Regions from separate parts of the Homo sapiens genome. Here region 1 is linked to region 2. Evidence: chromatin contacts called from ENCODE Hi-C or POLR2A ChIA-PET data. All regions are on one chromosome and are shown on one strand. The core of a region is the stretch at or near the end of the contact, and the rest is flanking DNA. Distances in the headings are between cores, read along the strand shown. Region 1 overlaps EFL1 (elongation factor like GTPase 1). Region 2 has its middle 34 kb from the start of LINC01583.

Region 1 (5,848 bases), core at 1,352-3,851, 54 kb after region 2:
TGTGTCCTTTACCATTTGCAATGATCACTTTTCCAAAGGTTAATATTTTCTACGAAGTCAATTCAGGAATTATGGAATTTGGAGGGTCCTGTAGAATCTTACACTCTAGTACACTATGATTTCCTTGAGCGCAGGCTCTGAACAGTTGCTGAAAGAATATGTCATATGTCTTCTGTGCTTTTTAGATTTATTTCATTAAGTGTCTAGTAATGACTAATACTTATAAACTTATGCTGTGCACCACAGGGGAGACAGAGATGAAGACAGAAATCCCACATTCTATTTTCTCACATTTTCTTATTGTAAGTGCTCCTGAAGCATTTTTACAGTGCAGTCACATTATTACTGAGTATTTATTCCAATCCCAAGCTTCAAAAGCTTGGGATTTTTGAGACTATTGCCCTACGTCTGCATCTTGATGTGGCACAGGTACTGACTATGACACTGATACAGCTTACTTGAAGTAACAATATTAGGCAAAAGTAACAATATTAGAATGTTAACTAATTTTTAAGCAAATACAGATCATTTCAAGTCAAGCCAGTTATCTTTTCCAGGGCACGCATTACTTCCTGGTGAGAAGCAGCACAAGAACAGAAGCAGTTCTGTTATTGTGGACTGAAAAAATACAACCTTCACATTTTCTTTCTTACTTAGTAGATCAATGAAATAACCAGAACTACAGGTTGAATTTTTGGTATTAATACCATTTTCAATATGAATGGGGTTTTATACTACAGTAGTTATGGGTTTTAATTTTATGTTATAAAAACACAGTATTGGCCGGGTGCAGTGGCTCACGCATGTAATCCCAGCACTTTGGGAGTCATGAGTTAAAAGACCAGCCTGGCCAACATGGCAAAACCCCGTCTCTACTAAAAATACAAAAATTAGCCGGCAAGGTGGCAGGCACCTGTAATCCCAGCTACTCGGAAGGCTGAGGTGGGAGAATTGCTTGAACCCAGGAGGTTCAAGACCTGGGCAACAGAGCAAGACTACATCTTAAAAACTGAATTTTGAAGATTACTTAGAAATAAAGTAGAATATGTAATTCAATGTAAATAGGATGATATAAAAATAGAATAATAATAACTAAAATACAAACTGTAGGAATGCTAGTATTGAGATTACAAGTAATCTTTTAAAACCAAAAAATTATAATTTTTACCAGGAAAAGTTATTAGACACAAGCTACTATAATTTTTGAATTAAAGAGCTGCCATTATTGAAGATGTAAACTACACAAACTGATATTTGGCAATGGTGACACTGCAGTACAGTGGGGATGTGATAATGGTTCTAAGTCAACCAGATACCTGATTGAAAAAAATAATTGACATTGACTCCCACCTGACCTCTGTTACAAAAACCAATGTCAGACGGATTGCAGATCTAAATACAATAAGTAAAACAAAAAAAAGCTTATGGAATAACAACATAGAATATCACCATGACTTTGGAATAAGCAGATTTCTTAAACAAGACACAAAAAGCGTTAGTCGTAAAAGAAAAAATTGAAAAATATTAGATTATATTAAAACTAAGAACTTCCGTTTATCAAGAGACATCATTAGATGGCAGAAAGATAACTCGCAAAGGAGAAAATATTTGCAATACATATACCCATCCAGGGACTTTTATGCAGAATATATAAAGAATGCCTATAAATCAATACAAAAAAGGCAGAGAATCTATAAGTGGGTAAAGACTTAACAGGCATCCCACAAATCAGTAAACAACAATGGTCAATATATAAATGAAAAGGACCTTTCACTTCTCTAGTCACCAGCAAAATCTACGTAATATACTACCCCATACACACAAAAATGACTCGAATGAAAGCAAAAACAAGTATGGACAAAGATACAGAGCAACTGGAACTTTCAGATACCCCTGGTGGAAGCATAAAGTGGTACATTGACTAAGCTTGAGCATATGCCTACTCTATGACCCAATAATTTCTCTTCCATCAGAAAGCAGACACATTAACCAAAAGACATGTATAAGAATATTCAAAGTGACAATATTCATAATAGTCAAATACTGGAAATTACTTAAATATCCACCAACAGAAGAGTGGATAAATAAACTGGTAGTCACACAACACAGTAACATGAATGAGCAAATCACAACCATGTGCCATGACATGGATGAACCTCATAAACAGAATGCTAAATGAAAAATGCCCAATGCAAGAGCACATTCTATATATAAAGCTTAAAATCAGGTAAATCTAATAGGGTGAAGGGGTGCGGTGGCAGTAATTCGAAAGGAGCTTGGCTTCTGGGATGTTTGTAAGGTTCTGTTTCTGGGTCTGGGTACTAGTTACACTGGCATATGTTCAGTTTATGAAAATTCATCAAGCTGTGCATTTAAGATTTGCATACTTTTCTATGTGCATCTTATGCATCAATAAGTATACTTAAAATGTTATTTGACACAAATTACATGGGTATTTTAAGTGTTTCTGAGTCTTTTAGAGATGCTAATAACTGCAACTAATAAAAATAAACCATTTCAGAACCTTTAAAAAAGAACTGGCAGCAAAGGGGAGAGCACATGGTTCATCTCCTTGTATCTTTTTTCTCCACATCCTCTAATGACTAATAAAATGTGGCTTTCATTGCGAAGTCTTTACACTGATTCTCCTGGCCAGGTCTGTCCTCAACCAAATCACTTCCTTATTCAAGTGCGTGTAAACAGCCTCCTCCTGGCTGCATACTTCTGTCTACCCTCTGGCTCCTGACATTGTGGTTCACATGAAGTTTTTGGTCTTTTAAATACCCATTGGAAGACGCTCAAAAAGGCTCAGAAAACTGTTCCTTGATTTTGGTCTGCTTCATTTTTTGGGAAAGCAAAACAAGTCCCAGCACCACATGCTTCTCTACTGCTGCCTTTATTTATTTATTAAAAAACATCCAACACACTACCCAAAGAATTTTCAAGTGTCTCCTTCCACTTTTACCATCTACCACTGCCAAAATCTAACCACTAGCAGAGTAAAATAATCTCAGCTCACATCATGGGAAATATTTCTTTGGCTCTGAGAAAACCAGAGAGAAAGTGCTGCAAAATGTAGGTTAGGAAAATAATGTGAAAGTTATTTCAAGTTGATGATTTCCATAGTATGGAATGTGATGGTCTTGCATATGTGACTCTCTGAATAAAGACCCCAAAAATACTGTGAGGTAAGATTGTCATTTTTAATTGGCCCCAAATAGAAGAGTCATAAGGGATTTTCAGGGGAAGCCCCTTTACTCTATCAGGGATACTCAGGTGTCTTTTCTCAATAAGCATTCTTTAGATTTATCAGCAACAAACTAAAGAATTCCACTGTAATACAAAGCTAACATGCTGACAGAGCATCTTTGAAGAAGCTTTCACAAGACAGACTAATGTAAACAATTTTTTCAAGGCTTCCCAGCCTATGACTACCAGTGAAGTCTGATTAATAATAACCACCAAATCACACTGGCTCTCTGTCCACACCAGTTCATACGGGGCCTTATTTGGAATGTGTCTATCAACTAATCTGGGCATCCTAGTGGAAATTCCTCATGGGCCCACGAGCTCACACTTGCCATAGATACATGAACACTAGGGTTGTCAGGGTGCCCAAACTCTGCAGTAGTTTCTGGAGTAGTGGAAATGCTCCTTCCTTGTGCTTCACTCTCTTAGAGGGAAAAAGGCATTGTGGTGACCCAATGTCTTACAGAGGTCAGTTCTTCAGGTTTTACTCTTGCCTTCCAAAGGTCTCAATCAGCGGAGCAATAGGGCTGGGCCAAAAGGCAAATCAAGTGACAGGCAGCACATCATTCCTCCCTCTTGAGACTAAGGCTTGACTACTGGATTACCCTGTCATGCCTGGTTTCTTCTCCCTTAGGAGGAATTTCATTCCAGGAGGTATCCCAATCACTTTCAAGAGCTCATTCTACCAATTCTCTGGACATGCCCCTCCTCTGAACCCTAGAAAATAACACAGTCTATACTGAAGCTAATCCTTGGTACTTAACTGTTTGCATTACTATTCTCCATAAAGAAAATGGGCTTAGCATGGTGGCTCACACCTATAATCCCAGAATTTTGGGAGGCTGAGGAAGGAGGCCCAGGAGTTCAAGACCAGCCTGGGAAACATAGCAAGACTCTGTCTCAAAACAAATAAAAAATAAAAAAATAAAAATTACCCAGGCATGGTGGCACACGCCTGTAGTCCCAGCTACTTAGGAGACTGAGGCAGGAGGATTACTTGAGCCCAGAAGTTCGAGGTTACAGTAAACTATGATCGTGCCACCGCAATCTAGCCAGGGCAACAGAGTGAGACCCTCTCTCTAACAAATTAAATAAATAAAAAAAAGAATGGCTCATTGGATTTGGCTTAGGTAGCAGAAGAGGTGGCAATACTTCCTAGTATACTCAGGTAATGAGAAAAGCCTTCAGGGAGATATGGAAGCAGTCAGGTCTCCAGACCCAGTACCTCATCAGGTAAACAAAATCATCTCTAAAATGGTCTGTTTTAGTTAACATGAATTTTTTTTTAAAGCTTTGCAAGCAAGTTTTATAGTTTGCTTGTAAAACAGCACTGTCTCTGATTGATTTTAAAGACAGAATGACAAAAAAGTAAACCCCAACTTAGATTGCACCTACTTTACTAATGAGGAATCTGAGGGTAGCATGGGGAAAGGCTCATCCCAGACAATCCCTGGCAGTTCTGGAGAGAGCCCAGTTTTCCTGACTTCTAGACCACAGCTTTTTTTCCTCTGTACCATGTTTCCTCAGTATCTCCCAGATAAGAAGGCTATATTTTCTAAGGCTAAGTCATAATATATACTCTCCTTTCCACAATCATTGAAATCTCCTTCACAGTGGCCCTCCCTCCCTCCACTGAAAGAAAAGTAAAAATGCCAAATGTGGCTGGTAGAGAAGGAAAAGGGAGTTGGACTAACTGGTGGGGACAAAGAGGCAGGGGTCCACCCTCACTTCTATATGGCTGGGTATGCACAGAAACGGGGCGGGGGGCGGGGACATCAAGGTGGAGAGGGTGAAACAATAATTCCAAAGAGACCAGTATCTAAACCCTGAATCATCCTTACAGAAGAGCAAAAGTGCTGGGCAAATAAATACTAGGTCCCTGGTCTACAAATATCTCCCTACAGGTAAAACTGGTTTAAAACTAACATTGACTGGAACTAAGTGAGGGACTAAGTACCTTGACAATCTAAATAGAATCAGGCAAGGAAACTGTGAGAGAGTACTAACTCTATTCTATCCCAGCTTCCACACCTCTACTGATCACACTTAGGAAGACCTCAGGTGTTGCTTCAGCACCTCCAGCTATGCTATCTTCTTTTCTCTAATCTCTTAACTCTTCCCCGTCCCCACTCCCCAACTCCTACTCACTATGGCCTTACTGTCTCTCTACTCAGATACTCACCAGAATTGCTATGCTTGGCATCTAGCAGATCCTCCACAGATATTTGTTGAATGAGTGAACCCAATTTGTGTTACATATTGGTTAAAATGAAGCAGTAACTGCGATTAAACTGGCAAAAAAAAAAAAACAAAAAAAAAACAAACAAAAAAAACCAGCCAACCACCACCACAATAAAATATAGTGATTATCACTGAAACACTGCCTCAAACAGGAAAAACAATGACCATGGCAATAGACTAATTATCCATTAAAAGGGACTAGTTTTAGAAAAACATAAAATTTATTCAGCCATGAGAAATCATATGGTCAATCTGAATGTGACAACAAATTCTATGATCCAGTAGCAAAAAAACACTAAGATATATTTTGATTTTTATAAAAAGTAAAGTAGAATAAAATAACATTAATCATATAAGA
Region 2 (5,829 bases), core at 2,288-4,787:
TTTTCAGAGGTGGGGTCTCACTATGTTGCCCAGGCTAGAGTGCTGTGGCTATTCACAGGTGTGATCATAGGCACACAACCAGCCTCGAACTCCAGGCCTCAGGTGATCCTCCTACCGCAGTCTCCTGAGTAGCTGGGACTGTAGGCATGCACCACTGCACCCAGCTTCTAGGCATTTAACAATGTGTGCATATATTATAAATACATAATAAAAATGAATTCAAACAAAATATAGTTTGTAACTTGGCTTTTTACATTTCAATATATCTTTAAATTCTGTATCATTAAGTAGAGATCTTCCATCTTTCTAATGGCTATTAGTGATCCACTGTTCAAATGTATCATAGTTTAAGCAATTCTCCACTGAGAGAATTCTTCCATTTGGGAGCTATCATACAAAGCCTGGTTTGGATATATCTGTGTTGTGTACATGGTTTTGTAGGAGAGACTGCTAAAAAGATGGCTAGGTTAAAGCATATGACTATCTTACATTTTAACACATATTACTGAATTGGGCAGGGCCTCTTCCCAACGCTGCTTGTCAGAGTCAGAGAATACAGTTGCCCACAATGTCCAGCTCCTCTCTAGCTCCCTTGATATCATGTCCAGCTGTTAATCCTCACCCTGCTGCCACCTATGGATGAACTCGATGGACATCCATGTAGCCAATGCTACCACCGTATTATAAAATATAATGACAGTTGTGGGGGGTCTCCTTAGAAGGAGCTACACATATAGCAAGGAGCCAAATTAAGCTGTTCAGAACTGATGCCAAAACTCCTATCTTATATTTGCTTTGGAAATTGAGATTCCTTTTAATGGTTAAAGTTGCAGGTCTGAAAATATTTTGATCATTAAAAGTGAATCAGACTAAACTTTTCAGGGCACTGCATAGAGCAAATATGAAACCAAGAGCATGATCCCAAATACACTTTCTACAAGCTATTTTAAAATGTTAATTTGTCTCACTAAATCCTAATAACTGATTTTGAAGAGCCTGGACAGAGTCAGATCTGAGTTAGCAACCGGGCTCAGTGGGGCAAAGACTGCTGGTTAGCTAATAACCATGCTGCCCTTCTCCCCACTAATGAACTCTAAAATGGACATGTTTCCCAACTTACCTTGCCCACCGTAACCTGGGCAGCTAATGGAATGTCAATTAAAGTTGTTGGTGGGGCTTCTGGAAGACTTTACAGAGGGTTGTCTCAGCTGAAGACCTTTTTGCCCTTCCTACCCAAAATATCGAAGTAAAGTTGAGGGCTCCAGTCACCACCACAAATCACGAGCAAACTTGAGGATGGAAGCCGTCTGTAGGGCAGTGCATCAGAAAGACAGAAAGAACCTGGGTCCCTGATGACTCTGTAGTCAGTCACCCTACCAGTTTTGAACAGCCTCGCCAGATTTCTCTTATGTGAGAGGAACAAACATCTTGCTGAAGACTCGTACTTAGGTTTTTGTCCCATACAGTCGAACAGAGTTCTAAGTGATATATTTCTCTACTTACTAGGCTGTGTGACCCTAGGAAAGGTAACTCCATCTCTTTGGGCTTCAATTTCTGGAGACTGGGTAATAAACAGCGGCCACTTAGTGGGATGGCTGTGATAAATGAGAGGACATGTACTTAGGGCAGTGGTTCTCCAAGTTGGTCCCACATTAGAGTCACCTGTGGAGCTCTTAATCTCTTGATGCCCAGGCCATACCCAAAAACTCATTAAATCAGAAATTCTGGCAGTAAAATCCAGGCATCAGTGATTTTTAAAGCTCCACAGGTCATTCAAATCTGCAGCCAAATTTGAGCCACACGGGTTTAGGAGACCTCAGGTTGTTTATTGCCGAGGTGCAGGCTTGCTTGGGCTTGCCTGATGGATGGTGGGACAGGACCTAAAAAAGTCTATTTGTTGGGGATTCTGAGGGACCTTCTGGGAGAAACAGATACAATGAGAAGGTGGCAAACAATTGGCTGAGTAACAGAAGGGAGCAATAATTTTGAGTATAGCTGATACTATTTGAATCTGTCCCAAGTTGGGCTGTAAGGACACCTCTCTGGATTCTAATAGAGAGCAAGTACCAAGATGCCAATTCACTCAAAACTCCATAAATCCTTGCAACACAGAGCCCACTGCTTTGAGACTTCACCAATACAATGCAAAGGGGAAAAGACAAAAAAAAAAAAAAAAAGTCCATTTCCACAGCTCTGGCAGCAGCATGGGATAGCAAAAGCTGGTAGGGACTGGGGTGCAGTGAGAAATAGTGAAGAAGCCACAGGTTGGGGAGGGGTAGGAGCAGTGGTGCCCCTTTAGAACAGTGCCCAGAGAAAGCAGATTTGATCACGAGCCTATGTGGGACACCCTCGGGAGCCCCCTGAAATATTTGGGAGTGGGAGGAAGGGGCGGGAGGTCCTACATTAACAGGGCCATTAGGCCAGTGATCTTGTCAGACTGGCAAATTCAGGTTACATTTGAGTAGGGCTCCTTGCACATTACTTAGGAAATCTTAACCTTTTCAGAGGAGGAAATTAGCTCTCAAAGAGACAAGCCCAGAGACCAGGAGGTCTCAGACTTGACAGTACTTCTGCCTTTTTCAGAGAAAGAGTTGACCAGTGATCACCACTTTTTCTGTATCAAACTCCATTCCAAATGCTAAATCCTATTAATTTGGAACAACTGGGGGTGGGGTTGGCAATTAAAAAAATACTTCAAAGCCTCTGAAAACAGCCAAATGAATTCACCTGTAATTGACATTCTCAAAAGTGAAGTTATTTGAATAAAAGAAAATGCCTTTGAAAGAAAAAGTATATGAAATGAAGTGTATTTTCAATGATCTCACATGAAACACGTGACAGAAAAATTCCCCAGCACTGATTTTTCTAGATATTTTCTTAAAAAAAAAAAAAGATAAAAGAAGGGAGGGGGGTATAAAAACTCACAACTAGACAGCTCATAAGGTCACTTTTTTTTTGAATTAGGGCGAATAAAAAAGGAAACATCTAAATCTGATGTTCAAACAACCTTTTCCGTTTGATTCAATCCTTTCTCCTTAAAAGTACTTTTATAAGTGCCCCAGATCTCTGAGCTGGTAAAGACACTCCGTTCCTCCCTTTCTGGTCCCTACTGGGTTTGAAAGGCAAACAGCTCCTTCCTCTGTCCATCAACATTCTGCCCAGAATGAACACTATATGGATGCTCTTTAAAAAATTAAATAGACTTTTTTTTTGTGAGTTCTCTCACCTTTAGTTTGAGAATCCCAATCCTAAAATAACCGTGTATACATTCAAAAAGACTTAAGAATTTCTGTATCTACTGTGAAGTGGAAGAAAATTAATTACCCAAATGACGCCTTGCAAATTTTACTTAACATGAGACTCAAGATGAATAGTGTGCATTTTTATCTGTAAATCATGAAGTAGTTAAACATTTCAAAAAGGAAATATATTATGTAAATGTCAACTGAAATCTCAGCACTGGTTCTCAGACTGGAGCATGTGTCAGAGTTACTTGGAAGGCTTGTTAAAACACAGCTTGCTGGGCCCACACCCAGAATTTGATCTGGGAGGTCTGAGGTGAAGGCTGAGAATCTGCATGACTCACAGGCTCCCAGATGATGCCGATGTTGCTGGTCAGGGGATTGCACTTTGAGAATCCTGCTTTATAACTTGTCCAGACTACTCAGACTTTTCCCTCAGTAAGCGTGACATACTGGGAGAAGCACTGGAATGGGAGCCAGGAGACCTGTGTTTTTGATGTACTTTTACCTGACTACATGTATATTCGTAGCCTAGTCACTACACGTCTACTAGGGTTTGCTGAGCAAGGCACAGAATGGTAGGAAAATCTTTACACTCAAGGGGCTTTCAAATAAGTAGATGGGGTAAGATCCATACACAAATCACTACTACACTTATCAGAACATGTTGGATACCATAAAATAGATAAAAATAATATGGGCTTCAGATAAAGATAAGCTCAAGTTTGGTTAGCCACAGGGAAGGTGACATCCTAATGAAGATGGCACTAGAGACAGATTTTGAAAGATGAAGAGGAGACAGGACAAGGGTGTGGGGACAATGGGGAACCACCAAACATTTTTGGGCAGGCGGGTGGCATGATCAAAGGTGTTATATTGGTCAAGAATCTTCATTACTTGTGATGGACACTCATCTCAAATTGATTTAAACAAACAAAAGGGGAACTTATTGTCTCATGAAACTAAAAGTCCAGGGGTAAGGTACAGAATTCAGATGCTCAAAACAATGCTATCAGAAATTGGTCCCTCCTCATCTCTCAGCTCTACTTTCCTATGCTAGCTTCCTTCTCTAGTAGGATCATGTCATGTGACAAAGATGGCTGCCAGCAGCCCAGGTGTTTTTACTGACATAGCAGTTTTAATAAAAAACTGTGGTATGGCCAGGTGCAGTGGCTCATGCCTGTAATCCCAGCACTTTGGGAGGCCTAGGCGGGGAGTTCATCTGAGGTCAGGAGTTTGAGACCACCCTGGCCAACATGGTGAAACCCCCTCTTTACTAAAAATACAAAAATGAGCTGGGTGTGGTGGTGGGCGCCTGTAGTCCCAGCTGCTTGGGAGGCTGAGGCAGGAGAATCACTTGAACCCAGGAGGCGGAGTTTGCAATGAGCTGAGATTGCACCATTGCACTCCAGCCTGGGTGACAGAGTGAGACTCCTTCTCAAACAAAACAAAAACAAAAACAAAACAAAAACAAAAAACCAAAACTGTGGTGCTTCTTTCCCACAAGCCCTGAGGCTGACACTCACTGGACCATCTTGGGTCACATGTCCATTCCATTGATACCAAGGGACTTGAGTGACTGTCCAAGCCTGGATCACATGCAGGTGTGGTACTGTCAAACCCACGCAAACCTCATGGACTGAGTAGAGATGATAAGACTTCCCGAAAGCAAAGCAGGGTGCTGTTTCCAAAGGGTCTCCCCTCCTGCCTACTGCAAAGGAGAAAACTTAGAGTTACTGTAGATATGAATAACTCAAACCTAGGATCCAACAGGTATCGAGGGGCCCCAATTTAACAAAATGTCCCTCCCACCTCTCAAGTCCTTTGCCAATGGACTTTGTACAACTTGGCATCGGTCCCTTGGAGTCTGGTCTAGGGCAGCTCCCTGGCCCTTGTCCCCCTCTTACAGCCTCTCTTCTCTATAGCAGCAGACGTCCTGCAGGGGGAACTGTTCAGCTTGGGGGTGGGGTGGGCATGTGCGGAGGTGAGCTCCTCTAGACTAGGCTTTGAAAGCCATTACTGATATATCGGTTGCCTCCAAATGTCCAATCAGGCCAGGGCAGGGGCTGTTCATCCACTGTAGAGATTTACCCCCTCAGCCTTGAAGCCCACTGTCACCTTCCTAGAAGGCTCTGGTCCTTTCCTGTCCCTGCGGGTGCTGCTCATCAGGTTCCTCCTGCTGGGCTCAATTCACTGGGCACCAGGCTGCCTGTGCTGCCCCACGTGGTGGGTGCCCTGGGGGCTGTTCCTGAATGACTACAGCACCCACACATACTACCTTTCTATGAACTGCTTCCTCTATGGCTTCCTGGCCCTCCTGCTCTTTGAAAGGAGGGAGGGGCCACGGTGGCAGAGGTACTGAAGAGGTGGCAGGGGACTGAAAGTAAACTTTGGCTCTGGCAATGAAGGCAACAGGTGCCTCCAAGAAAGTCAGTGTGGGGAGATGGCTGTGTTGAGTGGCGTGGCTGGATGGGGAAGATGAAGATCAGTGTGTTGGTGAGCCTTTGGACAGACTGGTATTGGGGTCCAGGCTGAATGAAGAGCAAAGAAAATGAAGCCAAAAGGGGATAAAAAGGTGAGAGAAATG

What was found. A loop is a pair of places that touch in the nucleus more often than their neighbours do. ChIA-PET counts read pairs that join two places held with the same protein, here RNA polymerase II (POLR2A). Pooled maps may share reads with other maps.
Region 1: a loop to region 2 is called in a map of chondrocyte, with 2.6 times the contacts of the local background. The contact joins two enhancer-like sites. A Hi-C loop is called at or near these places in 3 of 168 maps with a recorded cell type or tissue (adrenal gland, chondrocyte and stomach), 1 of 37 single-sample maps with no recorded cell type and 1 of 50 pooled maps. POLR2A ChIA-PET finds 5 or more read pairs at or near these places in 2 of 52 experiments (H1 and OCI-LY7).

Annotation. Positions count from the first base shown.
Region 1 is chr15:82,174,815-82,180,662 of GRCh38, forward strand. The region is part of intron 15 of EFL1 (elongation factor like GTPase 1); the gene reads right to left. Among named protein-coding and RNA genes, the nearest start is that of EFL1, 85 kb to the right of the region's middle. Within about 2 kb of position 2,602, at least 3 of the 41 ENCODE cell types and tissues checked have a DNase peak (open chromatin) inside an H3K27ac peak, as active enhancers do.
Region 2 is chr15:82,119,379-82,125,207 of GRCh38, forward strand. No RefSeq gene overlaps it. Among named protein-coding and RNA genes, the nearest start is that of LINC01583, 34 kb to the left of the region's middle. Within about 2 kb of position 3,538, at least 3 of the 41 ENCODE cell types and tissues checked have a DNase peak (open chromatin) inside an H3K27ac peak, as active enhancers do.